3 separate regions of the Homo sapiens genome follow, and regions 1 and 2 are each linked to region 3. Evidence: read pairs that join two places in POLR2A ChIA-PET (ENCODE). Cell type or tissue: OCI-LY7. All regions are shown on one strand. Region 1 holds the start of LINC02993 (long intergenic non-protein coding RNA 2993). Region 2 overlaps TEX41 (testis expressed 41). Region 3 overlaps TEX41 (testis expressed 41).

What was found. ChIA-PET counts read pairs that join two places held together with the same protein. Peaks named below come from ENCODE experiments on the same cell type or tissue, not always from the same donor. Only the 100,000 strongest peaks of a DNase experiment are listed, where the experiment ranks them.
Region 1: POLR2A ChIA-PET joins it to region 3 with 5 read pairs; 3 of 35 experiments call an interaction of 5 or more read pairs at or near these places.
Region 2: POLR2A ChIA-PET joins it to region 3 with 6 read pairs; 2 of 35 experiments call an interaction of 5 or more read pairs at or near these places.

Annotation. Positions count from the first base shown.
Region 1 is chr2:144,522,870-144,526,869 of GRCh38, forward strand. The region is part of intron 1 of LINC01412 (long intergenic non-protein coding RNA 1412); the gene reads left to right. LINC02993 (long intergenic non-protein coding RNA 2993) reads right to left here and starts at 1,575. Exons shown (of 2, transcript NR_136320.1): 1 at 1,518-1,575; 2 at 675-959. In OCI-LY7, no CTCF peak of the experiment used is centred here; a DNase peak (open chromatin) is centred at 1,562; H3K4me3 peaks cover 2,175 bases.
Region 2 is chr2:144,746,031-144,750,030 of GRCh38, forward strand. The region is part of intron 1 of TEX41 (testis expressed 41); the gene reads left to right. Among named protein-coding and RNA genes, the nearest start is that of TEX41, 80 kb to the left of the region's middle. In OCI-LY7, no CTCF peak of the experiment used is centred here; a DNase peak (open chromatin) is centred at 1,711.
Region 3 is chr2:144,684,848-144,688,847 of GRCh38, forward strand. The region is part of intron 1 of TEX41 (testis expressed 41); the gene reads left to right. Among named protein-coding and RNA genes, the nearest start is that of TEX41, 19 kb to the left of the region's middle. In OCI-LY7, no CTCF peak of the experiment used is centred here; a DNase peak (open chromatin) is centred at 2,174; H3K4me3 peaks cover 304 bases; H3K27ac peaks cover 1,023 bases.

The sequences.
Region 1 (4,000 bases), 160 kb before region 3:
GTTGCCTTGCCCCTGGTTCCTGACTGGCACGCCCCTCCCCAGGCATTTGGCCGAGAGAGTTCCCAACGTGGCAGAGGTGATGGGGTCGGGAGGAAGCCGGAATATAAATTTGTTCCGAACACTCCCTCAGTCCGAGGGCCAGTTCGGGGACAATGGGGATCGTGGGATCAGGAGGATGCAGGAGCACAGGACGCAGAGAAAAGTCGAGAGAGGACTGGGGGCTGCTGGCTTTCGGCTCCTCACACAGCAAAATAAGTCCTGCAAATGAATCTCTCCTTCTCTGTCTTCCCCATTAATAATCCACTTCGAGATTAGCGCAGACGAAAGAGATTAAAACAACAGATACACGGAAATGTGAAATAATATTGCAATCAACATTGAAGGGGGAAAAATAATTCTTTGGGGTTTCCATGGGCAAAACAAACTACCTCCCTCAGGATTCCCTCCACCCAGGCAGGGTGAGAAGGATGCACTTTTGTTTTCCAATTCCCTCCAGCCAGGACCTGGTGCCTGTCCCCCCATTCACCTCTCAGTCTGTCAATTTCCTCAACTTTCACAGCCGCTCCCCCCTCCCCCCGCTCAGCTTGGCGGCCCAGATGCCCGAAGAGATACAATGTTTCTGCCCTTGAACACACAGGCTGTAGAAGGAATTCGAATTTGGCCACAGCTAATGATTTTTTTTAAAGCAAATTCTGTTTATTTTGTACCATGTGGAGAAAATAAAAAAAGGAACCTATTCTCGTTTTGAAATGAAACTGATCTTTCATCTAGAGGAATTATTCGACCTTGTGTTGTGACTCAGGAGGTGGGCAACTTCTTTTGGAGTTGCAAGCAAAGGGTGATAAAGGGGACCCCTGGACTGGGTGTGTGTGGAGGAGGTGGGGGGCGGCAGGGGTCCAAGCCAAGCCAAACGGTTTTCTCACGTGCAGACTCGCAATCCAATCCATTCGGAGTTGAGCCTAGGATAGGAGGGGAAAGTCTATTAAAAAAAAAAAAAATCAGGAGCATCTCTCTGAGAAGCCCTTTCAAACAAAACCAAAACAGGACCAGAGAAGCTCAGACCGTCCCTAACATCCCTGCTGCGAGACCCGCAGGCTGTGGAATCTCGCACGTCACCTGGCCCCAGCAGGGCGGCCAGCTGAGGGGTTGATTTTATTTTATTTTTTTGAAGTAAAGGCTGAATCTCGGCTTCAGGGCTTTTGCCAACGTCTCCACTGACAGGAACCAGCAAACTTCAGGACCCAAATGAGCATCTTAATTTATTGATGCTAAACAGGTCTGGTTGTTGTCCCCAATTTTCCGCGCGCTCTGCCACTCCCCCCCCCACACACCCCGCCCCAACCCCCGCCGCCAGCTTCGGTCCCTGCATTTGATCTCCAGGAAGGGCCCCGCTGCACAGGCGGAGGAGCGCGTCGCGGGGGGGGGCGGTGTTCGGCCCCCTCCCACCAGACCGCCCTCCCCCAGACCTGTCCCCGCCCGGGATCCTGCGACCCCCGCCCGCCGCCCGGTCAGCTGACCTGGCTCGCTCGCCTGCTCCCCGCCCGCCGCCCTGTTTCCGGTCCCCGGGGTCCGCGAGCCGCGCTCCGAGCGGGCGCAGCCGCGGCCGGGAGGTGATGCCGGGGGCTGATTACCATGAGAAAGGCTGTGCCTGGAAAAGCCTCCTCCACGCGACTGTCAATCTCACTAAGGCTTGGGGGGCGGGGAGCGGGGGGGGGGACGGAAAGGGGCCCTGTAGGAGTCACCAGAAAACTTGGAGTAAGTTGGATGCGACGCAGGCCCGAGGAGGTGGCTTTCGCCTCAACTTGGAAGGCTGGGGCGTTGAGGGCGCGGACGCCAGCAGCCTCACCAGGGAATTGAAAACCAAAAATCTCCCTCCTGCTTTTCCTCCCTCTGGCCCTCCTTTCAGCCCTCCCTGCCCTTTATCCTTATTTTCTTGAAATTCTTTCCCAGTTGCATTTCCTACGTTCTCCTTTCTATCTGATATCTCCCTTTTGCAATTTCTTGTTTTGTTTCTTAACATCCACTCTTCTCCCTCGCTGTGATTCTTTTTGTGCCTCTTTTATGTGTCCAGATTTATCATTTCGTTTTGAAAACAGAACGTTTAATGTGTAATTAATCTACCAGCAGGAGGGCAGGGACACCCTGACTAAAATAACTCCCCGGGTCTCAGAGACGACAAGTTCACCAGGTGTCAGTGAAAAGTAAAATAATAATAATAAAAATAAAATAAATCAATATTTCAGTGACCATAATGGTTTATTCTTCTATATTATCACATCAGCTCAGACTGATAATTTTAAAAGACAAGATATAATAGATATAGTCTTCCTGGAAAAAATGCATAATGCTTGGCATAGGGGCATTCTTTAGAATTAAGGCAATGTGAAAAAGTTTGTTTACAGCCATATTTTAGTAGTACTTAATTTGTTAACAGACTTTAGACATTACAATAGGTAATTTTATGAAACTTAAACTGCGCTTTTCTTCTGATGACTATTTGCAAAGGGTAAAAAATTCCCAAAGCACTCCTCCTGAACCCCAACAAAGATTGATCAATTCAGAGAGAAACATCATCATGTCACGTAGTTTGCACATTACTAAGCAAATTCACAACTTGGGTTGTTGGGTTATTTTCTTGACTAGGCTAGGTTACTGTCCGTTACCTAGCAGGTGAGTGAGCATGAGGCGGCATATGTCATGAACATAACTGTTTTTGTTTTGTTTTCTTTATTATTATTTTTTGCTCTTCCCTTCACTTTGGGCATATTTGTTGTTCTCATTAAAATTCAGAGTTTTCACTTGTTTACAATTTGTTTACTTTGTTGAATTTTAAAAACTTGATAGAAGTCAATTGAACATGTATATTTAGCCCTTTTTAGGCCAAGAAAAATAAAGATGTATTAGAAAGATGCCTTTTCTGCTTCATAATTATTAATTGACATTTTATGATGAATAATTAATCATTTGAATAATTTTAGTATCTCTGATCTGAACACATATTTGCATATCTAATGCTTGATTTTAAATGTGTTTTTTAAAAATTCATTCTCTCAGGATGAAGAAACAAAGTCACATTTTAATGCAAAATTTCTCTTCTACACTTGTAAAAGTTTATTTATTGAGCTGTAATATTCTTTCTAGATATCCATAAACTTCTTAACAATTTGTAAACCATTTATGAGGCATTCACATACAAATATGTGGCACACTACAATTAATTAGGAAAAACAATACTCTATGTAAAATCAAGTCACTCTCCTCCCCAAATCCAGAGATGTGCACTAATTATGCACTATGTTTTCTTATTGGAATTTTGTCATTTAAATTTTTAGTTATGTCTATTAATTCAAGTCTAAAAGTGGAAAATTGCAGCAATTGACAAATAACTCAGGCCTGGTATTTAGGATCATTTTTTATCTTTTACTTACTAACATATGGGCTGATTTAAATTATTAAAAATGATTAAGTAAGTGTATCCCTGATATTTTTATTCTCCTGTGCCAGTTAAAGTCCAAAGTATTAATATCTATTTTGAATACTAGCCCTGCAAATGACTACCTGTGTGATTATAAGCAGTCTCCTATAAGCTTGTTTTATTTTTAATCTCCAATGTGGGTACACTAATAATGCTATCCCTTGGGATTTTATTGAGAATTAAATGAAGTAATGCATAAAACTTCACTATATTGTAGCTTTATTATTATAATGAAAGGTTAAACAAATATACAGATCAACTAAAGATGGTACAAATTAATTTTGATTATTAAAAATAACAACTATTTACAGTATATTTTTTATTGAAAAATCAGTGCTGTGTTATTACGTGAAGAAAGAAAATGAAAAGCATTTTAGGATTTATGGCTGGTTTATGATTTTTTCGAACTGTTCAAAGGATGCGTAGCCACAGAAGTGAAAATAAATACAGTATTTCCTTTCTGTTAGTTCAGCAGTTAATTTAGTGTATTCAATATGGTCATAATTTGGTTATAAATATTAGACT
Region 2 (4,000 bases), 61 kb after region 3:
GTATGCTTCCTTAGAGGTTTGAGCAGGGGGGCATGGAGGAAGTGAGCCACACTGCCATCACACACCCTGTGAGGGGGACAATGGAACCTTTCCTGTTTCAACTTTATCTCCCTTCAGTCAGGTGTTTGATATTAATGTCTGATTTTCTATTATTTCTCTCTTCTTCTCTCCCTCTTGGATCCTTTCTTCCTTTTTTCCTACCTCCCTTCCTTCCTTTCCAGTTTCGTTATCTTTCTTGTTTTTTTCACTCTTTCGTTTTTCTTTTTCACCTCTTTCCTTCTCTCTCTTTCTTCTCTTTCTTTCTTGATTCCTTCCTTTTCTGTCTTCCTTCTTTTCTTTTCATTTTTAGAGGCAGAGTGTCACTTTGCCACCCACCTGGCATGCAGTTGTGTGAACACAGCTTACTGCAGCCTCCACCTCCTGGGCTCAAGCAATCCTCCCACCTCAGCCTCCTGAGTGGCTGGGACTATAGGCAGAAGCCACCATGCCCAGCTAATTTTTGTATTTTTTGTAGAGATGGGGTTTTGCCATGTTGCCCAGGCTGGTCTCAAACTCCTGGGTTCAAGTGATCCATCTGCTTCAGCCTCCCAGAGTGCTGGGACTACAGGCCTGAGACAAAGCACCCAGCCCCTTCTTATTTTTTAGTACTCTTTCTTTATTTCTCTTTCACCTCTCTCCTCTCCTTCTTCCTTTCTTTTCTCTTCTTCCTTTTTTTCTTCTTTCCTTTCTCTCTTTCCTTCTTTCTCTCCTTCACTCCATCCCTTTCTTCCTTTCTCTTTTCTTCTTTTCTTTATTAATCTGTTTTTAACACTTATCCAGACAAGCTTTTTATGTAGACTAATTATAAAGTAACAGTGCTATTTATAAGCTTAATTTAAAAAAAACCCACTCAAAGATTCCAGTTCTGGGTAAAATGGGGTAAGTACACTCCAATCTGTCATTCTCACTGAATGCATCTATAAAACCTAATCAGAATGATGGAACAGTTATTTGAGGACTCTTGAGTAGAATTTGAAGTATCACTGAATGGATAGCGCATTTACCATTTTCTGGTGTCTACCCCAGCCTGGGTTCAAGTAGTGCAAAATATGGAAGTAAGCATCAACACAGAGAGACAACTTGGAGAAAAGCCTTTTAGTTCTTGTTCCATGAGCTGTTGCAGGAAGTCAGGGACCCTGAACGGAGGGACTGGCTGAAGCCATGGCAGAAGAACATAAATTGTGAAGATTTCATGGACATTTATTAGTTCCCCAAATTAATACTTTTATAATTTCTTATGCCTGTCTTTACTGCAGTCTCTGAACATAAATTGTGAAGATTTCATGGACACTTATTACTTCCCCAATCAATACTCTTGTGATTTCCTATGCCTGTCTTTACTTTAATCTCTTAATCCTGTCATCTTCGTAAGCTGAAGATGAATGTCGCCTCAGGACCCTGTGATGATTGCGTTAACTGCACAAATTGTTTAAACAATATGAAATCTGGACACCTTGAAAAAAGAACAGGATAACAGTGATGTTCAGGGAACAAGGGAGATAAGCTTAAAGTCTGGCTGCCGGTGGGTCGGGCGGAACAGAGCCGTATTTCTTTTCTTTCAAAAGCAAATAGGAGAAATATCGCTGAATTCTTTTTCTCAGCAAGGAACGTCACTGAGAAGGAGTATGCATTCCCAAGGGGAGGTCTCTATAATGGCCGCTTAGGGCCATTTATGGTTGTCGATAAGGGATGAAACAAACCCTGGTCTCCCGTAGGGCTCCCAGGCTTATTAGGATGAGGAAATTCCTGCCTGATAAATTTTGGTCAGACCGGTTGTCTGCTCTCAAACCCTGTCTCCTGATAAGACGTTATCAATGACAATGCGTGCCTGAAGATCATTAGCAATTTTAATTTCGTCCTCTTCCTGTGATCTCGCCCTGCTTCCATTTGCCTTGTGATATTTTATTACTGTGTGAAGCATGTGATCTCTGTGACCCACACCCTATTCGTACATTCCCCTTTTGAAAATCCCTAATTAAAAACTTGCCGGTTTTGCAGCTTGGGGGGTATCACGGAACCTGCCTACACGTGACGTCTCCCCTGGACACCCAGCTTTAAAATTTCTCTTTTTTACTCTTTCCCTTTATTTCTCAGACTGGCCGACACTTAGGGAAAATAGAAAAGGACCCACGTTGAATACTGGGGGCTGGTTTCCCCCGATAATGAGCAGTAGTATACAGAACTTCTGGTAGCAACAGTTGTGGCAGCAGGAACCTATAATGTGCTTTAAACTTTGAGAAATAAGGACATCTAATGGTTTTTTTTTTTCTTTCTATGTACTCCTTTTGCTTGGTCCTGGATGCATATGCATTCATGGGAAGTGTGTGTCAGGATAGCATAGCTAAAGACCATGCTTTCTGGGGAACTGAAAAGGAAACCAGAAAGGGAGATAATGGAGGCATAGGAACTTGAGAAACCAATTCCATAAAATTGTTTATAAACTCCTGGATTCACCCTTGAGCTGCAAGTGCGTGGATCTAATCCTAAACATATACCATGTATTTTGAGAATGAAACTTTGAGATGGGCTTCAGCCCACTTCCTGGACTACCCACTGGGTGACAAACACACAAGGCAGATGTGAATAGCACTGTAAAGGCATTGAATACTGAAATGTACATCGAAACCACAACCACAGAAGGCTGGTCAGGATGCGGGAACGGAATCCAACTGGGCTGATTGCTAAAGCAAAATATCAACATTTTCTATAGGGTTTAAACAGGACTCATTGTCTCATAAGAAAGTATTCAAAGCATCCAGAAGACAATACGTAGTTAATTGACAAGCAAGAACCAAGGAAAACCTCAACTCATATTGGTAAAGACAAAAAATAAACTCCGATATTGAACTGTTGGAATTATCTGACAAAGATTTAAGCAGTTATTGTAAAAATGTTCGAAGTATGCACACTCTTGAAACAAATGTAAAGAAAATCTAAGCAAATAATTAAAAGATATAAAGAAGTATTAAGTGGAAATTCTATAACTAAAAATATAACTTCTACACTCTCCAAAAATAAGCAAACAAAAAGAAAAACTCTAAGCAAACAAACACAACCTTTACTACTGGATGGACGCAGTAGTATATTGGAGATGAAAGAGAAAAGAGTCAATGAATCTGAGGATAAATTAATGGAAGTTAATCCAAAGAACAGAGAAAAAAGAGACAAAATAAACAGCTTTAGAAACTTCTTGGGCTATACCAACAGGTCTAATTTTCATGGCATGGGAGTCCCAGAAGGTCACAATAAGAGTGTAGTACAGAAAAAAAAAAATGAAGAAATAATAGCTGAAAATTTCTCAAATATGATGAAAGATATAAACCTACAAATTCAAGAAGTTTGGTAGGCCCTAAAAGGATAAACACTTAAATCCCAACTCAGAAATGTCATAATCAAATTACAAACACTAACAACAAAGAAAAAAACCTTAAAAACAACCAGAAAAAAATACGTTTTTAATAGGATATTCAAATAACTGCAGTTTTCTCACCCAAAATCATGGAGGCCAAGTGGTAAAATATTGAGTCTAAGCAGTTAAAAGTTAAATATGTATTATAATGCCTAGAGCAACCACTAAACACCAAACAAGCAAAACATACAAAGAGTAATAGTTCAAAAAATCAATTTCAGTGAAATACTAAAAAATCAAATAATAATTAAGAAAACAGAAAAAGGACAACTGAGAATTAAAAAAACAGAGGGAAGAAAACAGAAAGCAAATAATATAATGGTAGAACCTAAACCTAAATATATCAATAATAAATGTAAAAGCTCTCATATCAATTAAAAGACAGATTTTCAGAATTAATTAAAAATGACACAAATATGTGTTGCATATGAAAAACTCATGTCAAATATAATAATATTGGTATGAGAAAAATAAGAGGGTAAAAACAGATACACTATGCAAACACTAATCAAAAGAAAGAAACCAGGAGTTACTATGTTAATGTCACAAAAA
Region 3 (4,000 bases):
ATTTGGTTGATATTTAACATAAAGTTGAATGGGAAAATGGTTACTGTATTGGAAAATTTACTCTTTGCCCCTAAAAAAAAATAAGATATAACTAACTTAACAGTTATGGTTCTTTCCTTCTAGTAAGAGTATAAGAGTAAAGGTGATATGGAATGTTTTTCAGTCATTTCTGAGGCTGTAACTTTATCATTATTACCAACCATTATTTTCTTATGTGCAGATGAAGTTCACATCTTCTCTGCTCTTAGTAGTTTTCTTCTTTTTTCCCTTTGACTTTTGGGGGACTTTTCTCAAGTTAAATATAAGGTTTTTCTGCTTTCTCTCCATATTTACGTTTTCTTTGAGCTGCTTTTTGTTTTTTTGTTTGTTTGTTTGTTTGTTTTTACCTTTTATGTAGTATGTTTTAGAAACAAAATAGTTTACTGCACTTCATCTAATATGACAAAATTGGAACTAAGCAGCTGGCTTGGTAGCTGATTCATAGTAGATATTCAGTAACTTCGTATTGAATGGATGAACGGATGAGAAAATGAAGCAATGAATTAAGGAAAGCAGTATGAAAGAAAAATATGGTTTGTAACGAATGCTGTATGCCATTGTAATTGTTATATTTCTCACAGTTATTGTTATGCTGCTTTTTGAGTTTTTATTGTGACATGTAGCCTTCCATTAATATATGTATTTCCTAGATTAATAATAAACCTGATAAAAGCCTTCACTTAAAAAATTTGAATTTTGCCGGGCATGAGAGCTCACTCCTGTAATCCCAGCACTTTGGGAGGCCGAGGAGAGTGGATCGCTTGAGCCCAGGAGTTCAAGACTAGCCTGGGCAACATGGTAAAACCCTGTCTCTATAAAAAATTAGCTGGCCCAGCACTTTGGGGGGACGAGGTGGGAGGATCACGAGGTCAGGAGTTCGAGACCAGTCTGGCTAACATGGTGAAACCCTGTCTCTACTAAAAGTACAAAAATTAGCTGGATATGGTGGCAGGCGGCTGTAATCCCACCTACATGGGAGGCTGAGGCAGGAAAATTGCTTGAACCCGGGAGGCGGAGGTTGCAGTGAGCCAAGATCACACCTCTGCACTCCAGCCTGGGCAGACAGGGCAAGACTCCATCCTGGGGTGGGGGGGAAGGGGCGGAGAAATTAGCTGGGCATGGTCTTGAATGCCTGTAGTCCCAGCTACCTGGGAGGCTGAGGTGGGAGGATCATCTGAGCCCAGGAGGTCGAGTCTGCAGTGAGCCATGATCGTGCCACTGCATTGCAGATGGAGCAAGACCATATCTCAAAACAAACAAAACAAGAAGGAAAAGGAAAGACAGGATAGTTGGTGAGATGGAAGTGACTGGCCTGAGTTTTACATGTAAACATGTTATTGTACTCCTGGAATGTTATGCACAGGTGGTAGTCTGAGTTTCATAATAGGGAACACTATGATTTTCACTAATAAATCACCTTTACAGAAGCACATGTGTTAAATATATGAGGGTAGGAGGTTGACAGTTTGGTTTGGGAAACTGGCTGTAATTTGAAAAGAGCTTCCTGTTAATGTCTATGTTTTATATAATACATCTACTAGACCTTATCAATGAAGTGGGAGACACAGAGGGGAGAATTGTTTTTGAAGGGGGAAACTTTGGTAAACCTGGCTACAAAAGTGCATGGCTACAATTATAATTTCTTTTTTTCAGAAATGCAATTTAAAATAAATAAGGATAAGCATTCTGTTTATGTATCATCTAGTCTGAGCCCTTTCTTTTACAGGTGAGGAGAGTGAGGTGTAAGGAAGTTCTACTACTTGCCCAAAATAGCACTAATGGTTTATGGCATAAAATGTCAACTGAGGTCTTCTGACTCCCAGTCCAGTGCAACTTTCAGTACATGACATTTCCTCTCAGTTTATTATGAAATAGTCAAATGATAGCATTCTCAATAGCAAGATAGCCTTTGTGCTATACTTATTACTTGTCAACACTGTGAAGAAGGAGGACTGGGAAACTAAAGGAAAACTAAAATAAAAGAATTTATAATGTGACTGAGATTGAAATAATACTCCAGTTAGAAAGCAGTACAAGAAAGGACGTACTCCAAACTAACTTATGTTCACAGAAACCAAATTGTGCAATTCACATTGAGAAAGGAAAGGGCTGGTGGGGAAGTGAGACTTAATGTAGAAAATGGCTTTTGAAGGGACAGTAATGTTTGCATAGTTGGGGAGGAAGAAGGATATCCAATTAGGGGGAAAAACCTGATGTGAAAGTATGTATACTGTAAATGGGCCTATTGCACTGCTGGCTGGGCAGTAGCCAGGGGTTCGGAAAAGGGAAAACAGGTTTTGATGTGTAGAGACAAGTGAGATTGACCTATGTGGTGTGTTGGGAAGATCATAGACTTCAGAGCCAGATACACCTGAGTTTAAAGCTGCATCCATCATTTAACAATTTGGCAACTTTGCACAAGTTACTAAACACTCTGAGCTTTGGTTTCCTCTTCTGTATAATGAACATTATACCCACAGAGCTGTGTCAAGATAACATATAAAGTGTTCAGAGGGCCTCCCGCATAATAGGGGCACAGTAAACATGCCTCTTTACCTTCTCCCTTCCATTGGTTTCTCTCTAATGCATGGCATACAGTTCTAAGAAATATATATCAAATATGAAGTATATATTGAATAATATATATGAGATATATTAACAAATATATGTCAACTATATAAGATGAGACAATCACTATATTGGTTCTGGGACTATTACAGAAACAGTGCAGAGAACTGTCCAAGATCAGAAGTATATTCTGTAGCAGCACTAAAGAGTGAGAATGACTGGGCCATCTAGCTAGAAGTATACAAGCTTCACCAAGTTAATTTTTGGTCCAAAGAACTAGACTAAGTGTTGTGGAGAGAGATGTTTGATTGATCTTTTATTTTAGCCAAAAATCATTTGCAGAGCATGACACAAGTACTTAGCCAAGATCTATCTGCAGAGCATGCCATAAGTACTACATTATGTATCCAGAAGGTGAAATTTAATGATTCCAAGTACATGGATTACTTTTATAGAATAGTCAGCTTTATGAGCACTTAACGTCTATGAAGTATATGTATGAGTATTCTGTGGTTGATATGCTAATTCTTGCTTCTTGCTAATTGGAAAAGTGTGCATAAGGACATATGAATTGTGGGAAGGGTCCTATTTACTCTCAAACTTTAAGGAACTTGTATAGAAAAACACTGATTCAATTCAAATGGATTATGGTAATGGGAACAGTTTTGGGTGAATTTTAGGTTTTCCATAATTCCACAAATTAGCCCAGTCTCTCTTTTTTGGCTGATCAATATCAGTCTGTATTTTATTGTCGACGGCAATTCTGTGGGGACAATCACTGCAAATACGCATTGGTCACATCATACATAATTATAGGACAGTTTAAAGATTTTAAATGACACCTGTGGCTTGTTCATATATATAAAACAGTTTTCCCATGGATCTTGAAAATAGTAGGTTTTAGGTACTTTCACTCATTCTCATCCACGGCTGTGAACCTAGGATTTTTTATAAACCAGGGGCTATTATGGAATCCTCCCCCTATTTGGAATAATGAAAATATTTGAACGAATGTCATCAAATATGTATCAATGCAATTCTGCCAAACTGACTTCTTATATCAAAAGGCCTACATTTAACAAAGGTATAAATGCAACTTACTTAAAAAATATGAGAATTAAGCATTGTAAGAAAAGTAAATTAAAACAAGTAAGAATAATTTCAGTTTAGAAAACCTTAACATGGCGAGTTTCTTTTGTCCCTATTATTCAGTTTTCCCAACATTTTCTGTAACACATGAGTCCCTGAGGGTGAGGCATACCTGTCTGGAGTTCTTTTGGCTCTGTTCTGTGTATACATATTCCATACTTTCCAGAAGTTACAATGTGATTCTGTGTTTGATAATCTGGTATAATAGGCATTGTTGTGGTAAAGAGCTTTCCCTTTATGGAAA